2 separate regions of the Mus musculus genome follow, and region 2 is linked to region 1. The links are chromatin loops, found by intact Hi-C in ENCODE. Cell type or tissue: heart. All regions are shown on one strand.

What was found. A loop is a pair of places that touch in the nucleus more often than their neighbours do. Peaks named below come from ENCODE experiments on the same cell type or tissue, not always from the same donor. Only the 100,000 strongest peaks of a DNase experiment are listed, where the experiment ranks them.
Region 2: a loop joins it to region 1, with 4 times the contacts of the local background. A loop is called at or near these places in 3 of 42 quality-filtered maps.

What each region holds. Positions count from the first base shown.
Region 1 is chr4:142,346,116-142,351,115 of GRCm38, forward strand. It overlaps Gm46875 (a long non-coding RNA gene), which reads left to right. Exons shown (of 3, transcript XR_003955299.1): 1 at 1-5,000. Among named protein-coding and RNA genes, the nearest start is that of Gm46875, 44 kb to the left of the region's middle. In heart, a CTCF peak has its summit at 3,016 (motif pointing left); no DNase peak of the experiment used is centred here.
Region 2 is chr4:142,111,222-142,116,221 of GRCm38, forward strand. It overlaps Kazn (kazrin, periplakin interacting protein), which reads right to left. Exons shown (of 18, transcript NM_144531.3): 14 at 887-1,118. Among named protein-coding and RNA genes, the nearest start is that of Gm35581, 13 kb to the right of the region's middle. In heart, a CTCF peak has its summit at 2,257; no DNase peak of the experiment used is centred here; H3K27ac peaks cover 719 bases; H3K27me3 peaks cover 214 bases.

The DNA.
Region 1 (5,000 bases):
TTTTCTATAGCTTCCTCTGCTGGACTGAATTAGGCCAGAGAGCGGTGTGCAGTCTGTGCGCATAACCTGCATTTCTAAAGCTTGTTGACTGTAAAGGTCCTCTTTGGAGCTTGACCCCGTGCTGAACAGATGAGATCAGTCATCTTAACCTGGCATCTGAAAAGCTTATAAACAGGAAGTATAGTTTCTTAGCCCTTTATAACGCACCGTGTTTACCCTTTGGCTGTCTTCACATCCCACTCCCAGCATCCTCTGGGCTTTTGTCTCTCATGTTGCCGCAGGCAAGCAGGACACACTCTAGATCCTCTGAGCTGCCCTCCTCTGTTTCTAAGCCAAGATAAAAGATGCCTTTGAACCCTGAAGCTGTATCAGTTTACACCTTGGTCATTAGCAGAGCTCAAGGCTTAGCCTGCTGGAGATGATTCATCCCCTGACCCACAATGGCAGAAGAAAATCGTGTACAGCGTTCACCTTGGAGTACAGCAAGGATCCAGCACTGAGCTAGGCACTGTGTGTGTTCTACGCTCTCTGTCTGCCTGTAAGTGCTTGCATCCCAAAGTGCCATGCTGTGCACATGGAACTCAAGAGGACAATTTGTGGAAGTTGATTTTCTCTTTCTACTATGTGCGTTCTGAGGCTCGAACTCGGGTTGTTGTGCTTGGCAGCAAGCACCTTTGCCCACTGAGCCACTTGCCAGCCCCACTGTGCGTGTTCTATTTCATTTTATTTCAGGAGTCTCAATCTGCAGAATAGTATATGTCTTAACTCTGTGCGCGTGCGCGTGTGCGCGCACGTGTGTGTGTGTGTGTGTGTGTGTGTGTGTGTGTGTGTGTGTGTGTGTTGGGATGAAGTAGGGTTTTACTGTGTAACCCCATCTGGCCTTGAGCTTGCTATGGCCTAGAGTTCACCATCCTCCTGCCTCAGCCTCTGAGGTTCTGAGATTAACAGCGTGTACTACACTTGACTTTGTGTTGGTTTTAAAGCGTTTACAGTGTATGTAGCCCAGACTAGCTTGGAATTCTCAGACAGCAATCCTTTTCCCTCAGGCCCCCATGTGTTACTGAGAAAATTGGGTTCCCTCCTGGGTTTCTTACTTTTGTTCACAAAATCATTTAAGTACAGACTTAGAAGGAAACGAGAGGAAATTTTTCTTAAAATTTGAAAGAAAAACCTAGGTAAGGCAAACGACTGCAAATCTTAGTAGCTTCCCAGAGGAGGGAGGTGGAGAAGAGGCAGGGAGACAGGCACGTGGCAGGATGGAGGGCTTCAGAGAGAGTGAAAAGGGCTAACACACCAGAGAAAGCACCCTTAGTTCTGGCCAGCATCTGAAGAGAGAAGAGGAAAGAGGAAAAGTAGGCAGAGCCCACAGACCCTAATGGCAGTGCTGTAGCGACTGCACAGAGGGCAGGGATTCGGGTAGGAAAAGCACAATGTCTCAATAAAGGGATAATTGTTCCTCTCGTCTCTTTAGCATGGCTTAAGACGACCTAGCTTTCCTGAGGGGCAGTCTCTTAGGCAGGGGACTGGCAAGTCCAATTGGACTAACGCTTAAGGAAGGAGGTGAGGACATGTCTCCACCAGAGAGGCAGAGCCTATTCTTTTAACTGGAAGGAAATTGCTTTCTCTTAATGGGCCTCCAGCACCACTAAGAAGAATCAGGGATTTCAGGTATGAGCCGCCATGTCAAGTTCAGAAAATGGTTAACGCCACCACTCCAGGAAAGATCTAAGTGGTTTATTTATAGACTCCTGTTTAATCCTCACACCGGCCTTATGGTGTGGGTTCCAATCACTGTCTCTACCTGACAGATGAGGAGTTGGAAGGTTTGGGTAAGCTCAGGAGTTGGCCAAGGTCAGGCAGGCAGCCAGTGTGAGGATACAACTTTGTCAGGCTCTCGGCAGACAGTTCCTGGGCTAACAAAGGACTAAATGAACCCGCAGGGGAGGCCTGACATTGCCATTCTCCATGCAGAGGAGGAGAGAAGGCAATGTCCAGTAGGGCCATGTGCTACCTGTGAGAGAAACCACGCAGAGACTGCAAAAGAGAGAGTACTTGGGAGGGGGCTGTAGAGGACGTCTGTGGAGGTGGAAGGGTGAGCCAGAGCTGTGTGGTTGGCAGAGATGGGGTCATGGCTTCCAGGTGGAGGTAGACTAAAGCTCTAAAGCCCCAAATAAGAGATACTTTTGGCTCAAAAGAGGTCCTGATGCCCTGAGGTCTTTCTATATTCTAAAGCTTCCATGAGTCTTATACAATACCAAGGTGATTATCAGGACAGAGTTCCTAGGCTTGTCAGGAGAGAGTTAATGTGATCTAGTTGGTCAAGCCCAGCAGTTAGCCTGACACAAGATGAATGCTACCTGGTAGGGGGACTGGGGTGGGGTGGGGATGGGAGCCCGGAGATCCTCTGCCCCAGTTACTCTGCCGTGAGCATCACTGAGGATGGATACTGACAGGGACTTTGCTCATTAGTAGTAAATCTGAAGTCCAAACAAGCAAACAAAATACAAACAATCAGAAAGAGAGAGGGCCATTGTGTTTTTTTTTTTTTTTTTTTTTTGAGATATTTATCACCTGAGCCCTGGGGCGGGGGGGGGGGGGGGACATAATGGGGGGGGGGGATAACAAAAGTCTGATCCTTCCCAGGATCCCCACGGAGAAGAGAGCTTGCCAAAAGGAACTTAACAAAGCCCATCACAGGTAATCAATACAAAGCAGCCTACAAATCAAAGACAAAGCAGCCACCCTAAGACTTACATCTTGTTTGTTCAGGATTTCCTTGAGGTCAGAGACCCTTGCGGATCCATGGTGGTTCTTAAATGCACAGGTAAATATATTCATGAACTGCCCTCCGCCCCCCCCCCCCCCCCCCCAAGAGGGAAGCCCTGTTTGTCACCCAAGAGAACAACACAAAGTGAGAGTCTCAGGTTCTACCATCCGGTGCTGTGAGCCAGAAGGCCCCAGGAAAGCTTCAGGAGGAAGCAAGAGGGAGCCTATGCTGCCTCCTAGTGGTAGGAGGTACAAGTGACATTCTGGGGTCTGAAAAAGAAACGATAAGTTGTGTTTCCAAAGATGACTGCAGCATTATTCCCAAGGTGTAGGACCTATCCTAGTGGCCCCGCAGAGAGGTGGAGACATTTCCCTCGACTCTGTGCTTGGGGAAGGGTGGTTTCTTGTCTTGGCCATGAAATGCAGGGTAGAGTGACACAAGGTGACTTCAGAGGCTGAGCCTCCACCTTGGCCATCCAAACAACCACTCTTGGGATTAATCCCTTCAGAGAGCTCAAGTGGTCACAGGATGAGGACTGTCCTGGTTAGTTTGACATAAGCTAGAGCCCTTTTGGAAGACAGAAAGTCAATTGAGAAATGGCTCCCAATGGCCTGCAGGCAAGCCTCTGATGTGGAAGGATCTAGCTCATCGTGAATGGTGCCACCCCTGGTCTGGTGATCCTGGGTGCTATAAGAAAGCAGACTGAGCAAACCAGCAAGCAATACTTTCCACAGCCTCTGCATCAGCTCCTGCCTCCAGGTTCCTGCCCTGATTGCCCTGGATTATGGACTACAAACTGTTCATGAAACAGTAGAAGCTAAGTCATTTTTCATCCCAGCCTTATGCTCCCAGAAATAAGACTTGGACTCAAAATAAATTTAGAGATACCTTGGCCATATAGCTAGGCTCTTCTCTGACTAGATCATAACTTAAAATAACCCATATATTCTAATTTACATTCTGCCACACGGCTGGTTACCTGTGCTCAGGTACCATGCGTTCATCTTGTCACATCTTCCTGGGTACATCTCCCACGCCTTGCACCATCCCAGAATTCTCTCTGCCTCCAGATGTCCCACCTTCTATTCTAGCCCTTCCCACAGGCCATAGGTTCATACTTTTTCCTTTCTCTTTTATTTTAATTTTACCTATTTGTGTGTTTGCAGTGCACGTATGTGTGTACCCTGTGCACACAGTGTCTGCAGAGGCCAGAGGAGGGCATCAGATGCCTTGGAACTGGAGTTGTAGATTATTGGTAGCTTCCACGTCAGTGCTGGGAATTGAACCCAGGTCTTCCAGAGGAAGAACGAGTGCTCTTACCCACTAAGCCATCTCTTCAGCTGTGACTGTAGGTTCTTTAATGGACAGGTGGTTTGTCCATATGATACACAAGAGATCCTCTCTACACAAACCTTTCCCTCCCAAGTTGCTCTTGGTCATGGTGTTTAATCACAGCAGTAGAAATCCTAGCTATGACAAGGGCCATACGGTGAGAGGAGGAATGGGCCTCACACTCTCAGGTGCCTGCCTCCTTAGACATGTCTACCCAGCTCCAAGAGAGTATAACCCCAGCTGAGGTTCTGCTGGCTCCTAGCTTTGTGGAGCCACCCCTGTACCCAACACAGCAGACTTGTGGTTCCGCCTGCACTGTCAGTTTCTGAGAAGTGCCTGGCAAATGCATAACTTTCACCAAATGCAACAAATAATTCAGAAGATCCTCCCAGCGGCGTGAGATGCTCAGTGGGTAACAGCTGGCTGCCCGAACCTGGCAACCTGAGTTTGAATCCCTGCAACTCACATAAAGGGGGAGGGATGGAACCGATTCCCCAGAGTTGTCATCTGACCTCCACATACATACACATATTAGATATGCATACAGCATTATGTATGCATACACACACGCACAATAATTAAAAATCTGATATTTAATGTATCAACATGAATAGAACATTGAAAATGCTAATTTAATCAATTAATTTGAGACAGTTCACTATGTGGGACTGGCTAGCTTGGAACTTGCCGTGTAGACCAGGCTGGCCTTGAATTCGTGGAGATCTGCTTGCCCCTTCCCTCTGATGGCTGGGATAAACAACTGTGCCATGATAGCATATATAGAACGTGTGCTTACATCTTCTTTCCCCTCTGACCTCCTTCCTCAGGCTGCACGAGGAACCCATTGTGCTTACAAACATGCTCAGATGGAGATGTGGGACAGTGAGAGCTGACTCTTGGA
Region 2 (5,000 bases), 230 kb before region 1:
TGGATGGATGGATGAATAGATGGGTGGGTAGATGGATGGATGATAGATGGATGGGTGGATGGATGGATGGATGAGTGGATGGATGGATAGATGGATGGATGGATGGATGGATGGATGGATGGATGAATAGATGGGTGGGTAGATGGATGAATGGATAGATGGATGGGTGGATAGATGGATGGGTGGATGGATGGATGGATGGATGGATGGATGGATGGATGGATGGATGGATAGATGGATGGATGGATGAATAGATGGATGGGTGGATAGATGGATGGGTGGATGGATGGATGGATGGATGGATGGATGGAAGGATGAATAGATGGATGGGTAGATGGATGGATGGATAGATGGATGGGTGGATGGATGGATGGGTGGGTGGATAGATGGATGGGTGGATGGATGGATGGATGGGTAGATGGATGGATGGACAGATGGATGGGTAGATGGATGGATAGATGGATGGGTGGATGGATGGATGGGTGGGCGGGTGGGTGGGTGGGTGGATGGATGGATGGATGGATGGATGGATGAGTAGGTAGTTGTGTATATATGTGAGTGGATGATGGGGTGGGATGGAAACTAGACAGATGGAGAGATGGGGAGTGGACTGAGAGTGGATAGGTACATGGATGGGTGGGTGGATGGACAGTGGGTAGGTGGATAGATGGGTCAGCAGGTGGATGGAGGAGTGGATGGGTGAATGGAATGATGGGTAGATATGTAGGTAGATGGGTGGATGACTGGGTGGATAGATTGATGGTTGAATAAGTGAATGGATGGATGGATCAGCGGATGGGTGGGTAGATGGTTAGACAGAAATTGGATGTGGATACAGGCTGTGGAAGATGTCTGCCCCTGCCCTGCCGCCCCATTTAGTTCTCACCTCCCTGCTGAAGTTCACTTGGTACAGCAGCTCAATTCCCAGCAAGATGCTAACTTGGTGGAACTTCTTGGACACGTTCAGGTGTTTCTCCAGGTCCCGCTTCATCAGTGAATTCAGCATCCTCCCATCAACCAGGTGGTTCTGGAAGGCCTGGGAATACTGGGACAGGCCAATGTCATTCAGCCAGGCCTTGGCCACCCAGTGATGGTCCAGGTCGGCAGCTTTGGACAGGCTGAAAAGGAGACACAGCCAGAGAGAGGTGGGAGTGGGGAAAGAGCCAGAGGCAGGGGCAGGTGGAAATGGGGTCAGAGATGGGCAGAGAGGACCAAAAGCAGGACAGGGAGTAGACAAGAAAGCCAGAGAGGCCGATAGAGAAAGTGATGGAGCAGAGGGATAGAGGGGAAGAAAACAACGACAGGCTCAGAGATGTGTGGAGAGTGAAAGAGAGCAAGAGAGGGAGGGAGGGAGGGAGAGAGAGAGAGAGAGAGAGAGAGAGAGAGAGAGAGAGAGAGAGAGAGAGAGAGAGAGAAATAGAGACACAGAGAGAGAAACAGAGACAGAGAGAGAGAAACAGAGAGAGAGAGAGAGAGGCAGAGAGAGAGAAACAGAGAGAGAGAGAGAGAGAGAGAGAGACTCAGACACACAGATAAAGAACAACTAAGACAGAGACAGATTCAGGCAGAGACAGACAGATAGGCACACAGATATTAGGTGGATGGAGAGGGAGAGAGTAAGGCAGAGAGACAGACAGACAGACAGCAGAGGATCCCAAGGACAAAGGGAACATCCACAAACCACAGACTAAAACTGAAAGGAGTAGTGGAGTGGTGTCAGGAGAAGAGATGCCTATAGCCAGATGCACCTCTGCAGAGCCCAGGACCCCTCAAAGCCCCAGGCTGACCATCTCCCTCTCCTATCCACCTGTATGCTGCCCTCTGGTCCCTTTTCCTGTTTTTTTTTTGGGGGGGTGGTGGTGGTGAGGGGCGGGTAAGAAGCCTTTATGGCCTTCATAGGTTCACACATAGTATGCTAGAGTCTCCTGTCCCAAGACAGGGTTGTGGCTCAGCCCTTCCCTCATTGGCTCATCTCTGGAAAACCCAGATTTTCCCCAGAAACCCAGAAACATGCGCATTGTAAGTTTGCAAAAAGGCTTTAAAACATTTATTATTTACTATTTTTATGTGTGTTCTTTTGTGGGTTTATGCAAGCTATGTGTGTGTTGGGGGTGTATTCTTCAAGGGCACGGGTTGTTTAATTGCCTGGAATTGCAGGTATTGGTTGAGAGCTGCCTGGTATGTGTTCCCCAAAAAGCCTTTGTTGAGGGATGAAGATACACCTGGCTAAGGCCGTCCCTAGCTGTCATTCCTCTGCCCACCACACAGTGGCAGCCTGGCAGAAGGAATGAGGTCCTCTTCGCAACCTACCTGTAGAGAGACACTGAAAAATGACTCGGTGCTGGATGGTGGGGGAACAGCATTGTTTAAGTGGGAGCCAAGGGTGGACACAAAGGGAGCACTCGGTACAAGGGAACGCAATTGGCTCACAAAGAGACACTGCCCTTCTCTTCGGGGCAGCTGGCGATGGCTGACATTCACCATTCTGCTCCCAGACTAAAAGCTTTCTTGCCCCTTCTTTTATGTCAACAGTGAGCCTCCTCTGAGCCTGCACTGGAGGTGCTGATAGGGCTCTCTCTCTTTCTTCCCCCGAGATGATGTCTCCTCTGATCTGTTTTAGGTTGTCTCCTCCTATCTGGTTAGTCACTGCCCTCAAAGCAATTGATGCATATTGCATTTACGTTGAGAGGGATTGGGTTTACTGTCCCTTGTCTCTAAGTTAGGGTACAAGAGGGCAGAAGGGTCAGGAATAGGGCCACGTTCACTGGTGTAGTGGGCGTGGGCTGATTGGCCGACATTCACTAACGACTTATTGGCAGAATGTCTTTATGGGTTCCCGGTTCCCTCTGCCTTGCCCTGCCCCAACCTCCTGGAACCACTTGGCTGTTTCCCCAAGGACAGGACTTTGTCCTTTGTCTCCTGCTGCCCAACATTCACTCTTTATCATCTTCTACAGACTCCACTGGACTGTCTGGTCTCCCATATACCTTTTAGGAACACCCCTTGGATCAAGATCCTTTCTCTTGCCAAAGCTCCCAGATCCCCATGTGTGTACTGGCATGTTGGAGTTAACTACAGCTTGCCTACCAACTCCCTCCATAGATTGTCCTGGTAAGGGACCAGGCAGCTCACTCAGCCCATCCAGCTGGGTGAATGCTGCCTGGTGTGTCTTGAAACTCATTGCTCGGACAACAGATGAAGACTAAGGGGAGGGACTGTGCTCCTGTCTGTCCTGGTGCAGCTCCTGAACTAGAATATTCCAGACCAAGAGAATCTTCCTTCTGGGGTCATGGTTCTTCTCACCCTCCAGGGCTGGCCCAGCTTGTCACACGGGGCCTTGCCCAGCCTCAGCTTTCATGGCCATCGTGGCTCTGAATTGGGTGCTCATGACAGCGCTGTCACTCATGGGAACAAGGGGAGAAGTCAATAGGGCCAGACTGTTGGGCGTGGTGGCCAGGAGGCACACTTGGCCTGGCCTCCTCAGCAGCGACTCACTTGGAACCAGCACTTGTGCCTCTATAAGTTCACAAATAACATACATGTGACCTTCAAAATGCCCCTCTGCACTGAAGCTTGGTCACTCTTGCCTAGCTGCTACTCGGAACTGATGTTGGAACCCAAGTCTGGGATCAGCAGGAATCCAGACGCTGTTTCAACCAATAATTATCAGTACCTCTTCCTCAGGTGGAGCTAGGCCAGACCCAAGGTCTGAGGATGGGCGTGGCATGCAGAGAGCATCAGGGTCACAAGTCAGAAACACTGGGATTGTTCTGGGCGAGGGACCTTGCATCTCTAGGGCTATTTCTTCTGTAAAATGGAGATAGCTAACTTTGCCTCATGGAGTGGTGGGGACTGAAGAGATGGGCGAATGGAAAGTCCTAAACCCATCTCTATAGCTAGCAGTAGGAGTTGGCACTGTTAAACATCAAACACACTGGTACCACAGGAGGGTGGAAAAACGCCTTGGATGCCGTGCGACTTTTTGCATGTTACCTGTCTGTACTTGAGTCTCTCTAAGATGGGGGCTGTTATGTCTGCCTGACACATGGATGGAATGGGTAAATGGAATCCTGTCAAGAGACAGGGGAAGGGTTGGCAAAGGGAATTGCGGGGCCCAGAGAGGCTATGCCCATCATCACAGCTGCATGAGTTTGAGACAACCCACTAAGGCTCTGACCCCAGAATCCAAGGGCTTTTAAGAGTTCCACGGCTGAGTCAGAGGGCTGGACATGCAGAGCTATATAGTCTTGTACAGTTCATTTGGAGCAGACATCAAAGCTTGTACTAGATTCCTAAAAGGGTCCAATCCTTAACTTTTGTTAACTCTTACCTCTCTACTTCACACGTAAGGAAACTGAGTCCCAGAGAAGACAAAGTTACCCAGCATCTTAGAAACAGGCTTGATTTCCACGGAGGATAGGAATCTTACAGTAAGGTATCACTCCACAGGACATAGACTGTCTAATGTGGGGACCCCACGTTTCCTGGGACCGTCCTGCTTCAACTCTCCCCTGCAATTGTGGCTCTGCCTTTGAGCCACGTCTTCCTGAGCTCCTGGTGGACCTCAGGTGCAGCTCCTCTTATGAACCAGTGTTTGTCTCCTACATCCACATCTGTGGGATGGTGTCTGAAGTGGGCTATGGGCGGCGTTAGGGTTACCTGACATTACTGGGGGTAAGTTATACTCCCCCACCCCTGTGTGAGGACCCTGAAGAAGGCTGCCGTGTATAACCAGGAGGGGTAGTCCTGATGGAGCTGGATCACACTGACACCCTTTTACCCTTGTCACCTTCAGAACTGGGAGAGACAGATGTCTGGTGTTTACGATACCCAGTTAGCAAGTAGCATTTTGCATGGTAAACTAAGCTGATGGGGACAGCCATGCTTTGGGGACAGAATGGACGCTTAGGCAGTGGTGGGGACTCTGTGAGCTGAAGCCAGCAGCCCCACATGCTTGAGGGACTCAGGCAGCCCAGAGGGACTCTCTAGAATGTGAGGCG